Linked DNA regions of Homo sapiens: region 1 is linked to region 2. A link is a contact called in ENCODE Hi-C or POLR2A ChIA-PET data. All regions are on one chromosome and are shown on one strand. Each heading gives the region's core, a stretch centred on a gene start or an enhancer-like site at or near the end of the contact. The rest is flanking DNA. Distances are from core to core; before and after follow the strand shown.

Region 1 (5,913 bases), core at 100-2,599, 1.0 Mb before region 2:
CTGTGTTTAAGACAAGAATCTAATATGCTTTTCCTCCACTTAAAACCTTCAGATATTCCTTCAGCAGGAAAGTATGGGAAACAACCACATAGAAACAATTTTAAACGTTTAACAATTAAAATTAAAAACAAAAAAAAAAACCTTCAGATAGCTCTCTGGTCTATAGAAGTAAAAATTTCCTAAAATGATATTTACAATGTGACCCCAGTTTAGGGGTTCAGTCTTCTATTCAGCCACAAACATCACTTTAAACGTATACTGCATGTGACCACTGAGCTACACGTACTTTTTTTTCATATCCTAGCACCTCTGAATATGCTTCTTTTACAAAGACCTACATTTGCCCCCTTGAGCACCTGGTCAACAACTACTTACTCCTCAAAGAGCCTCAGGTAGGCTGGAGACACACAGATGCAGGTTGGCAATTTGGTTCTTGTATTTATTAGCTTCCGAACTTTCAGCAAGTTCCTTAACCTCTTTTAGTCTCAGTGTTATATATGAAAAAAGGATAACAGTACCCATCTCATAGGATTTTTCTTGTTCTGAAGATTAAATAAGCTAATAATATATATTCAACGCCTTTAGAACAATGGCAGTCACATAGTAGGTACTCAATGTTTGGAGTACGAATAATGTACTCTTATTATTCAAAGACCAGCTAGAAAGTTACCTTCTTTGAGGGGTCTTCCTGATAGTTACAGTGACAAGGAGACTTAATCGCCCCCAAACACTTACCACTTTACACTGCTTGGTTGTCTCCATTACACAACTAATTCCCCGAGGGGAAGGATCTTGAATAACTGATCTTTGTTGTAGGCGGCTAGCACAGTACCCAGATCATAGAGGGAACTCAGAATCTGATGCTGGCACTTGTAATCAGAAAGTCTGGGCTGAGATCCCAGTATCTTCACTGACTGGCTTTGTGATCTCAGGCTGGTCACTTAGCATTTCGAACGCCGCGCTACCTACCCCGCCCACCCCAGGAGCGAACAGTGTTGCTGCCCCAAAGCGCCGAATAGATCGCAGAACGTAGTGGGAAAGTAAGGGACTATTATGATCTGTACCCCACCCCGACGCACGCCAAGCGGCTTTTTCCCCATTTGTGGCCAAATTTCCCGGCATGGGGAAGGAGCCTTAGGGGAAGCACCCGGGACCTCCTTGGCTTCTTCTGGGAGTCTAGTTTCACCTATTTCGTTTCGCCAACAGGCGAGACGGGCAAGACTTCGGGCTCAGCTGCCACCATCAGTACTGACCTGTCCATGGCTAAAGCCTTTTCCACACACAACCAAAGTTGGCTGCAGTTTAGCTACCGCGTTTTAGCCTTCCCGCTCTCCGGAAGCAAGCCCTTCGACCCGGAAGCAGTCTGTCCCTAAAACAGACCCACAGAAAAGGGGTAGGGGAGAAGAAACAACGTTCCCATCTAGCGCATGCGCGACTTCAGCCTACAGGTGCACGCCCGGTGGGCGCAGGCGCAAAAGTTTGCCAATGTGTTCCTGGTTGCGTTTAGCCCAGACGCCCTGCGGCCGCTTTGCCTGACCAAAGTCTGTGGGCGTGGAACAGGCCCTGGGTTCTCCTACTGGGAAGAATGAAGTATGTTGATAGTCTGGAAAAATGTGAAGTCATTTCCTGGTATTCTCTGTCAGAAAGCGCCTGTTCTTGGAATTCAGATGCGTGGGCTCTGCCCCACACCTCGGGGATCTCTATCTCTCTGCCTACACTCAGTCCTTTGTTCTGTAGCCCCCTGCAGTTTTTGCAACTATTTTCCATAACTGCTATTTGTTCTTTACTTGGTGTTCTTTCCTATTAAGGAGAAAAAGTTCACCTGTATTAAAAAGTAGAAAGGCAAGCGTGAAATATGATGGTATTGCCCTCTATTTCAAAGTGCCGTCTAGGCAAAAAGTGGTGTATTTTGGTCTTGAAGGAGTCAGTCACATTTTTGTTTTGGTTTTTGTTTTTTCCAGTTTGAAAGTAGTGACTGGCTATTAACTGACCAGATTACAAAAATAATGTTAGATGCTTCAGTTTATCCGTTTAATAAGCCTGTTGATATAGTCTTTTCTGTTGCTGGCATTTATACCTTTTATTAATACAAAATAGGTAGTCCTTCATTCTCCCTCGTGGAGAAGATAATTTGAAGGATCACAGGAACTTGAGTTTTTCAACAGCATAGATCTCATGAATCAGATTCTCCAGTCAGATGATGCCATATTTATCAGGAAATCTAGCAATCAAAGCGTTATCTGTTAAGGTAATTTGTTTATTGATTTTGCCATAACCAATTTGTAGATCAGTTCATTTACTGATTTCAGGTTCAGGTACTCCATGTGATATATGGTTCCACAATCCTCAGCGTGTTAACTGAAGCCTTGTTGAGTTTAACAAAGCTGCCATTGAAGATCTGGGGAAAGTGAAGAAGTTGCAACAGAGTTTTGGGCTCACACCATTGATACATTTGATCCTTAAGGCAAGTGACAATTTGGGTTTCACAGGTATATAGAAATTGCCAGCTTTTCTTGCCATATATTTCTTGTGACAGTGCTGAGCTTTTTTTTTTTACTTCTTGCTTGCTTTTTTTTGGACTTGATTTTTTAAATTATGTTTCCTTCCTTCCTTCTTTCTTTGTTTTTTTTTTTTTTGAGACAGGATCTTGTCCTATTGTCCCGGCTTACGTGCAGTGGCACAGTCACGGCTCACTGCAGCCTTGACCTCCTGGGCTCCAGCAATCCTCCTACCTCAGCCTCCCTAGTACCTGAGGTTGCTGGGACCACAGGCACGCACCACCATGCCTGACCTCCTCTCCTCCCCCGTTTTTTAAAAATATTTTGGAGAAATGGGGTCTTATGTTGTTGCCCAGGCTGGTCTCAAACTCTTGGGCTCAAGCCATCCTCTTACCTGGGTCTCCCAAAGTGCTGGGATTACAGGGGTTAGCCACCACATCTGACAGTGCCTAGCTTTTTCATAGATGTAGCTTTCTCCTTGCTTTTCTTTTTCTTTTTTTTCGAGATGGAGTCTCATTCCATTGCCCAGGCTGGAGTGCAGTGGTGCCATCTCGGCTCACTGCAACCTCTGCCTCCTGGGTTCAAGCGATTCTCCTGCCTCAGCCTCCTGAGTAGCTGGGATTACAGGTGTCTGCCACCACACCCGGCTAATTTTTGCGTTTTTGGTAGAGATGGGGTTTCACCATGTTGTCCAGGCTGGTCTTGAACTCCTGACCTCAGGTGATTCACCTGCCTCAGCCTCCCAAAGTGCTGGGATTACAGGCGTGAGCCACTGCGCCTGGCCTTCTCCTTTCTTTTCAAAGCATTTTATGGGCAAACTTCTTTCTCAGGCACTTGACCTTTAGCTCTGTGAAATTCCTTCATGTGTTTTATTTTTATTTTTTGAGACAGAGTCTTGCCCTTTTGCCCAGGCTGGAGTGCAGTGATGCAATCTTGGCTCACTGAAACCTCTGCCTCCCCGGTTCAAGCGATTCTTGTACATCAGCCTCCCAAGTAGCTGGGATTACAGGCGTGCACCACCATGCCCAGCTAATTTTTGTATTTTTAGTAGAGGCGGGGTTTCACCATGCTGGCCAGGCTGGTCTCGAACTCCTGACCTCATGATCCACCCGCCTCGGCCTCCCAAAGTGCTGGGATTACAGGCATGAACCACAGTGCCCAGCCTTCCCTCACATTTTTAAAGGGTTTCTGGCACAGCAGGAATCTTCTTTTTCTTGTCTTCAATACCCTCCATGGTTTCAGCTGGGAAAGAGGAAATCAGTGGAAGTTTTGCCTTAGGCATTTATGTTCTGCTGTAATTCTGGGAAGCATAGTTCCCCGGAAGGCCTCTTCATACCTTATTATCCCCTCTCAGACAACATGGCATTTTGATAAAAACATTGCTTTGGGCTCCATCTAGGTTCAACCCCCCTGCACCTGCAGATTCCTCATCTGTAGAGTGGAGAAAACAATACCTTTGTCAGGGGGTGTTGTGAGGATTAAACAAGATGTCATAGGGAGTCCCTGTCTCTAACATAAGTTTTAAAAATTAGCCACGTGTGGTGACACGTGCCTGTGGTCCCAGCTACTTGGGAGGCTGAGGCAGGAGGATCACTTGATCCTGGCAGGCCGAGGCTGCAATGAGCTATGATCATGCCACTGCACTCCAGCCTGGATGAAAAAGTGAGACTTTGTCTCAAAAAAACAAAACAGACAAACAAAAAAAACAGAGACATCAACTGTATACACTGTACATAGCAGGTCATTGAAATGTTACTTTTCTCCTTTAATAACCTTTCTGAAGAATAATGCCCTGGCATGGTCTCATTCTCCCACCTCCTAATTTTCCTGTATACAAGTTCACTTTTTCTTATGGAAAGTGAAATGTAGTCCTAATCAGAGCTGGGGCAAGTTTATTCAAAGTATGATCTGTGGTTCATGTTCTTGCTCTGTGTCCCTCAGCAGTTGAATTCCAATGAGTTTTATTCGTGTAGTATACTTGAAGTGTACTTGAGGTGATTGACCATGAAGCACACAATAAAAATTAGCCCTGTGTTTGGGGCAAAAAAATTAGCCCTGTGTTCAGTTCATATGCAAAGATGGAAAACTTTTTGGAAAGTGCACTGGGTTTCACTTTTGACACATTTAATTAGTAGGCATGAACACCATAGCAACCCTGCCAAAATTTCAAAACATATTCATTTCATTACCTTAAAAGGATGTGGAATAAATTTCTTATGTGGTGTATATTGTATACATGGTAGCTTTATGTTTAGTATTCTTGGTTGCAATGACAGAAATTGACTATGGTTAACTTAAACAAAAGGGAATTTACTGGAAGCACATCAGGAGATCTTGGAATTGTTAAGAAACTGGAGAAAAGGTCTGGGATAGCACAGCTCCTCAGGAGCTGAAGGCCAGGAAGCGTCTTTCCCAAAGACACTCAAACTCCAACTGTTTGCTCCAGAGCATCCTTCACCTCCCTTATCCCCAACAGCTGAGGCATCAAATATCATTATTTGTACCCCCACCACCCCACCCCAAGTTTTTTTTTTTTTTTTTTTTTGGAAACAGGCTCTTTGGGCCAGGTGCAGTGGCTCACGCCTGTAATCCCAGCACTTTGGGAGGCCGAGGTGGGCGACTCACGAGGTCAGCAGTTCGAGATCATCCTGGCCAACATGGTGAAACCCCATCTCTACTAAAAATATAAACATTAGCCAGGCATGGTGATGGACCCCTGTAATCCCAGTTACTCTGGAGGCTGAGGCAAGAGAATCACTTGAACCCAGGAGGCGGAGGTTGCAGTGAGCCGAGACTGCACCATTGCACTCCAGCCTGGGCGAGAGAGCAACACTCCGTCTCAAAAAAAAAAAAGGGAAAAGAAAAAAGAAACAGGCTCTTTGGATCACTCAGGCTGGAGTTCAGTGGCGCAATCTTGGGTCACTATAGCCTCAGTCTTCTGGGCTCAAGCAATCTTCCCACCTCAGCTTCCTGAGTACCTGGGACTACAGACTCGCACTACCACACCTAGCTAATTGCTAATTTTTTTAATTTATGTTTTTGTAGAAATGGAGTCTCACTATGTTGTTCAGGCTCATCTGGGACTTCTGGGCTCAAGTGATCCTCCTGCTTCGACCTCCCAAAGTCCTAGGATGATAAGCCACCTTGCTCACCCCCTCCCTACTTTTTATTTTGAAAATTTTCAAACCTACAGAAAAGCTTATATAAGAATAGTACAGTAAGGCCGGCTGCAGTGGCTCACACCTGTAATCCCAGCAGTTTGGAAGGCCAAGGTGGGCGGATCACCTGAGGTCAGGAGTTTGAGACCAGCCTGGCCAACATGGTGAAACCCCGCCTCTACTAAAAATACAAAAGAAAGTTAGCCAGGCATGGTGGTGAGTGCCTGTAATCCCAGCTACTTGGGAGGCTGAAGCAG
Region 2 (5,778 bases), core at 2,044-4,543:
AAGTTCTTCCTAGGTGTAATTACTCTGGAAATAATAACTAAAAATTTATAAAAATCTGACAGACATATGGGAATATGGATCTACAAAGGTTCTTGCATTTATAATGAGGCTAGTACAATTTCCTAGAATTAGCAGTCTCCATCAGTATATTAAAACTAGATGCAGGAGGATGTAGGCTTTCACTCTGGCCTTGATATGAACTGGCTGGGGAATCTTGATGAAACCAGTTACCTTGTCTGAGTCTGTTTCCTCATCTATAAATTGAAAGAATAGAACCAGATAAACTCTGTGGTCCTTGTAACCTTTCCTGTACTATGAAATCTGCTATGTTATAGAAATAAAATCAAAACTAAACCACCATCGAAACCCAAATTCACACCTTCAAAGTCAAGCATCTAATAATTAACAGCATACCGAAGTTTACACACACGTTAAAAACAAGTAAATCTGGCATATGCCACAGCAAAATACAGGCCTCCATTATGAGGAGTACTGAGAAGCACATTCGCATCCTTCCTTTTCTGGTGCACCACAGGCTCTCCCTCCAGTGGAGACTTGTCGTTTCATCTACTTTCATTACATGTATTTCAATTGCAAAGAGGCTCTGATCAAGCAAAGCCCATCCTTACAAAATTGGAATCCACATGCAAACCAAATAGTTCTTTTTCCAGCTCACACCATGTCATGTGATTACATCAACACATAGCAAAAAACTGGGTATTATATTTTCCAAATTGTCAGATGATCCCAAACAAAAAAATCCAAACCCCTAAAATCAATGGCAGTCCCTTAAATATCACTGTGACAAGAACACTTAACAGTAATATACAGAATCATCCATCCTACTATACCATCCACAGTCCAACACAGGTTAGTTAACCTCTGTGCAATGAATTCCCAGCCCCTGGGACCAGATGTGTCAGGATAGAGAGACAGACAGAGGGAGGGGGAAGATAGTAACAGCAACAAAACATTTTCCTACGAAACTTGCACACATCTCTCCAAGTCTAACAGGTGCAACTACAGTCTAGACATCCCCTCACAGTTCTCTGACAAACAAGTTTCCCCATAACATATGTCCCCAGAGCTACTCCCCTGTAGACCGGAGATGGCCTTTTCTTCAAGAACTCAACTTTCACTTAGCAAATAAAACCAATCCCTAGCAAGCCTCCCTCACACAGAACCATCTTAGGCTGTTCCTGTGGAAAATCCAATTGGGAAAAAAAGACCTCCAAACCATCACCTCCTCCAAGTGCAGACCTCCTCCAGGCTGGCCATCACCATCCAAGGGTGATCCCTGGGAGCTGAGAAAAGGTACATGCTTTAGTCGAATCCAGCTTGCCAGTCTCCGCAGCCACCAGCAACCAGTCCCACGCTGGCCTCTCCCCTCCCAGAGACCACAGCACCTGTTAGGTGCTTTTTCTTTCCCACCTCCAAAGCAACGCTTGCCCTTTCCTTTTGAATAATGTCCAACTGCAGAATCCTACAGGGGTGGCTTGTTTTGACTGCTGCGGCGGCCCTTATTTTTGTTAATGTTGATTACAATTTCTGCTGTGCTCAAACCTGTAGCACTCATAAAACATGCTTACACACGCGGGGGACAATTGGCGATGCTCCCTGCTGGCTGGAGCCAGGCCTGGGAGGCTCTTTGGGGGATCGATTTTCCGGGCAGGCCGGTCTGGCTGTCCCCTAACACGTATCTGTTTCTATAAATACCCACTACCCACGGGGAGGTGGGGGAAGGACAGAGATGTTTACCGGGTCAGGGAAGGGAACTCTGGGATGCAAGGACGAAAAATGAGGAAAGAAGGAAAGCAGCAAGGAGGAAGTTCCTAGGAAGAGGAGGTCATGGGTGGGCGAGCTCTGGAGGGGAAGTAAGGGGCCCACGCCACGAATCTTCCTTTGTGGCTGCAGCTTTGGGCTCGCCCAACTTAACCAGGGCGGCGTCGACGAGAGACCATCGGCCCGAGGCGTGGGGCTGCTTGTATCTCGACCCCTCTTCTCCCGGCGTCAGACCCCTCCAAGTCCGGGTGCTTCGGCCTGGGGCCCCTCCCGCCCCCACCGCCCGGGCCGCCCGCGGGCTGGGTCTCACCGTGTGGGCTGCGGCGGCAGCGTTGCTGGCCCGGAGAGGCGGCAGGGCGATGGGGGAGGGCGGGCCAGTCCCCACTCCGCTCCGGGTGGCCCCTGCACCGAGCCCCGGGGAAGCCTGAAGCTGACGAACGGCGCTGTCCCCACCTCGGCCTGGAAGCCACGTGCGGGAGGAGACAAAAGAGGGTCAGGGGGGAGAAAGTCACCCAGACCCCCCCTCCAACCCCGCTGGGCAGCGACAACCCTCTTCCAAAGAAAGACGGAGGAAGAGACCGGGGCAGTAAAAACGGGCGTTCGGGTCACGGCTCCCCAGCGCACACCCACGGGCGGGGCGCGGGCAGCTGCAAAGTTAAGTGGGGCCCTGGCGCGCGAGTTCGCGACCCGGCGGGGGAGCCGGGCCGCGCCGGGGCTAGGCGGCCCACGTTGCAGACGGCCAGCAGCCGGGAGGTGGGTTTGGACAGCTGAGCAGGGAGCCACGGCCACGCCAAGCCCCGGGCAGCGCAGGGCGGGGCGGCAGGCCTGGACGGTCCCCGCCCGGGCCCCCGGCAGGCAGAAGCCTCTTCGGGCCGAGGGCTCCCCGCGGAGGGGCCTTCGGGGCCGCGCACAACCCTGCATGGAGCCCGGGGCGCGTCGTCCGCCCGGGGGCTCCCCCGCGCCGCGCCGCCGACTTTGTTCGAGGTCCCGCAGGCAGCGGCCGCCCGCGCCACAGGGGCTGCCCAGGGCCGGCGGGGGTCCGGGGATGCGGCGCGGCGGCACGGCCTCCTTACCGGTCGGGTAGGCGGCGGGAGCGGCGGCCGAAGGTTTCCTGGTTAACATGGCCGCTGGAGAGGAAAATGCATTTCAGGGCTGCCGTCGCCGCCGCCGGTCCTGCTGCTACTTCTGGCGGCCGCCGCCGCCGCCTCCCGGCCGCCCCTCGCGCGGGTCCCCGGCGCCTCGTCGCCGCCTCGCGTCTGCTACAGCCAGACACACACAGTCCACTGCATCCCCTCGGCCGGGGCCCGCCGCCGCGAGCCCCCCGCTCTCCTCCTCGCCGCCGTCCTCCTCTTCCTCGGGCGGCTGCAGCACCCTCCGGCCCGTGCACATGCCTCGCCCTCCCCTGCGCGCCGCGGGCCTCCCCGTCTCCCTCACATAGGGGCGCGGGGAGCTGGAAGCGCTGCGAGGACCGAAGACCGCCTGGCTCGGGAGCCTCTCCCGGGCCCGCGCGCGCGCGCCCCCGCGCACTCACACACAGGCGCCGGCGCGCGGCCCCGCCCCCGCCGCCCTCCGCCGCCCTCCTCCGCCGCCGCAGGCCCCGCCCCCGGCTCCCCCGGCCGCGGCCACGCACACCCCACCCCCACCCAACCTCCCGCCCGGCTCCTCTCAGTCCCCCGGTTTGCGCGCAGCCGCCCCTCCGCTCCCCGGAAAACTCGGCGGCCTCCGCTCGCCCTCCTCCGCCCCCTCCGGCCATCTGCACTGCTTCCCTCGGCTCCACTCCGGCGACCTTTTCCCCTCCCCGGCCCCGCGGCGCCCCTTCTCTGCCCTACAGCTCAACCTACCGCTGCTGCCCTCCGGCCGAAAGCGCCGCAGAGACCCCTCCCCTGCCATGCGCACCCCTAAACATAAATGCATTTTCAGCTCTTCGAACTGAATGGCTGCTCACAGACAGTACTGCTTCCCCGTCCCCCCATTCTTGGTCCCAGCGACTTAGCCACTCCCCTCTCCCCAATTCATCATGTAGATAACTTAGTTGTGCGAGGGTCACCTCGGAGAGGCAAGTCCCGGGAGGGGCGGCCGCTGAGCTCGTTGACCCTGAGCAGGGGCGAAAGAGGGGGCTGCCCTCCCACCTCCACCACACACCCTCCCCGGTTTACTGACACCAAGTGACCGCTCGCCAGTCGCTAGGACAAGGGGAGGCAGAGAGGCGCGTGTGGACGGCAGCTGGGGAAGCAGTTGGCTGTGGGTTGCTAGGCAAAAATAAACATCAGAGACATCTCCTATTTCCTTACAACTCCGAGCCTTTCCCCTGCGCGGCCACTGGGAGAGACACACCTTCCTTTCAGCTCTGCGGTGAGGGAGCGACACCTCGAATTCCTCTCACCCCACCCGACACATCTCTTTCCCCCTTCCCTTCCAAGACACGTGGAGAATTTCCCTGCCTTTTTTATTCGCCATATACAACCTCTCTTTTCCTTGAAGACCAAAAAAAAATTGCTTTCCCGTCTCACATCCGCGCCTCGTCGTGCGTGGCACACAGTGCGCCTCTGTTCAAAGGTCACAGGTTTTGCCACTTCAACTGTGAGAGGAGGTGGGGTGGGAAAGCCCGACAAATCCCGGATGACGGGGCAGAGTTATGCCATGCACTTCCTTCTCGAGAGGTGCCTAGTTTCTGAAGTTCTCTTGGGGCCAGGGGTCCATTATGCTCTGCCCCGCCCGAGTATCTCTGGCTCCTGGCTGGACCTACTGTGCAGGCCCGAACTAGTGCAGACTCCAGTCGGAAGGGAGCCACCTCCTGCGGAGTTTCATCCACTCTACTGTTTGCAAATTGTCATAGCAACCTCCTACAGAGCGCATCCGCAGCTTTATACAAACGCCAAAAACTGTTTCAAGGTACAGTGTGACCCTCTCAGAGTCTCTGGGACTCCTAAAGAGGCCTCCAAGTTAGGGTCACTGGGAGAGGGAACCTGTGACAAAAAGAATTTTCCCTAGTATTACGTCCCTCCAAACAAAACAAAACAAAACAAAACAAAACAAAACACCCTTTCGGGGCCTTCTCCTAATAAAGTAGACCCACAGTAAAATAATCCAATAATATGCCTTTAGAGGAATCATGACCTGAACTGACCCTAGCAAGAAATATCCCCCTATGCTTGTCACTGGCGACCATCACATTTAAATCCACATGCGGAAGCATATTTAGTGTTTAGAATCGACTAAAAGAAAAGGGCTACTAAGTAGCAGAGATGACACTAGAACCGGTTTTCTGACTCCCAGTCTGATTTCACTATGACTTCCATCACACTACTTTCCTTACACTTTCAAGAAAGCTCACACCTCTTTTTTCTCCTTTCAAAACAATTATTTTCATACCATTTTCCTTTTTAAAATGAGTACTCCATACAACTGATGTTCAAATAAAAAAATGAAACAAAAAAATCAATTTTAATATAATATGACACCCCTTTTTGCTTAAGTTATTCGTACAATACTTCAGTAGAAGCTAAATATGCCACTGTTTTCTCATGAATAAAATAAATGCTAGTTACTGGAAGCCATAGTTTACGATTTCCAAATTAGTAATATTAATTTACTCATTTAACATGAGGAAAAGGAGCACTGATTCTTTTTTTTTTTTTTTTTTGACAAAGGATCACAATCATTAACTTTAAGAAAGAAAAAGACAATAGGGAACTTTTTGTAGTATATTGTTTTATATCATGACAAATATAATTTCAATTTTGTATATTTTTTGTGGCTTAACATAAGGAAATATTGCAGTTGACCTACCCCATAGCTATTTTGATTATAAATGGTACATCTTTGAAAATTATATTAATTTTTACTGACCTCTAAGTGACTATTAACCATTGCTTAGATTTTCCTCATTCTGTTAAATATTCTATTAAATATTGACATCTCCCTGAGTGAATGTTAAATAGAAAAGCTGTACAAACACACTCCTGGGGCTTTGGGGAGAGTGAAGTGGGTAAATTT

What was found. Hi-C counts contacts between places; a loop is a spot of excess contacts on that map. ChIA-PET counts read pairs that join two places held with the same protein, here RNA polymerase II (POLR2A). Pooled maps may share reads with other maps.
Region 1: a pooled map shows a loop between it and region 2 (4-fold over the local background). The contact joins the promoter of NUP107 here to the promoter of DYRK2 in region 2. A Hi-C loop is called at or near these places in 5 of 50 pooled maps. POLR2A ChIA-PET finds 5 or more read pairs at or near these places in 2 of 52 experiments (activated CD4-positive, alpha-beta T cell and activated T-cell).

What each region holds. Positions count from the first base shown.
Region 1 is chr12:68,682,414-68,688,326 of GRCh38, reverse strand. It overlaps NUP107 (nucleoporin 107), which reads right to left and starts at 1,349. Exons shown (of 28, transcript NM_020401.4): 1 at 1,254-1,349. The coding sequence starts at 1,261. It overlaps LOC100507250 (a long non-coding RNA gene), which reads left to right and starts at 1,468. Exons shown (of 3, transcript NR_038930.1): 1 at 1,468-1,590; 2 at 2,310-2,464. It also overlaps the pseudogene RPL7P42.
Region 2 is chr12:67,646,260-67,652,037 of GRCh38, reverse strand. It overlaps DYRK2 (dual specificity tyrosine phosphorylation regulated kinase 2), which reads right to left and starts at 3,293. Exons shown (of 3, transcript NM_006482.3): 1 at 2,856-3,293; 2 at 2,093-2,241. The coding sequence starts at 2,904. RefSeq lists an enhancer at 771-820 and silencers at 1,901-2,290, 2,451-3,110, 3,121-3,420, 3,521-3,630.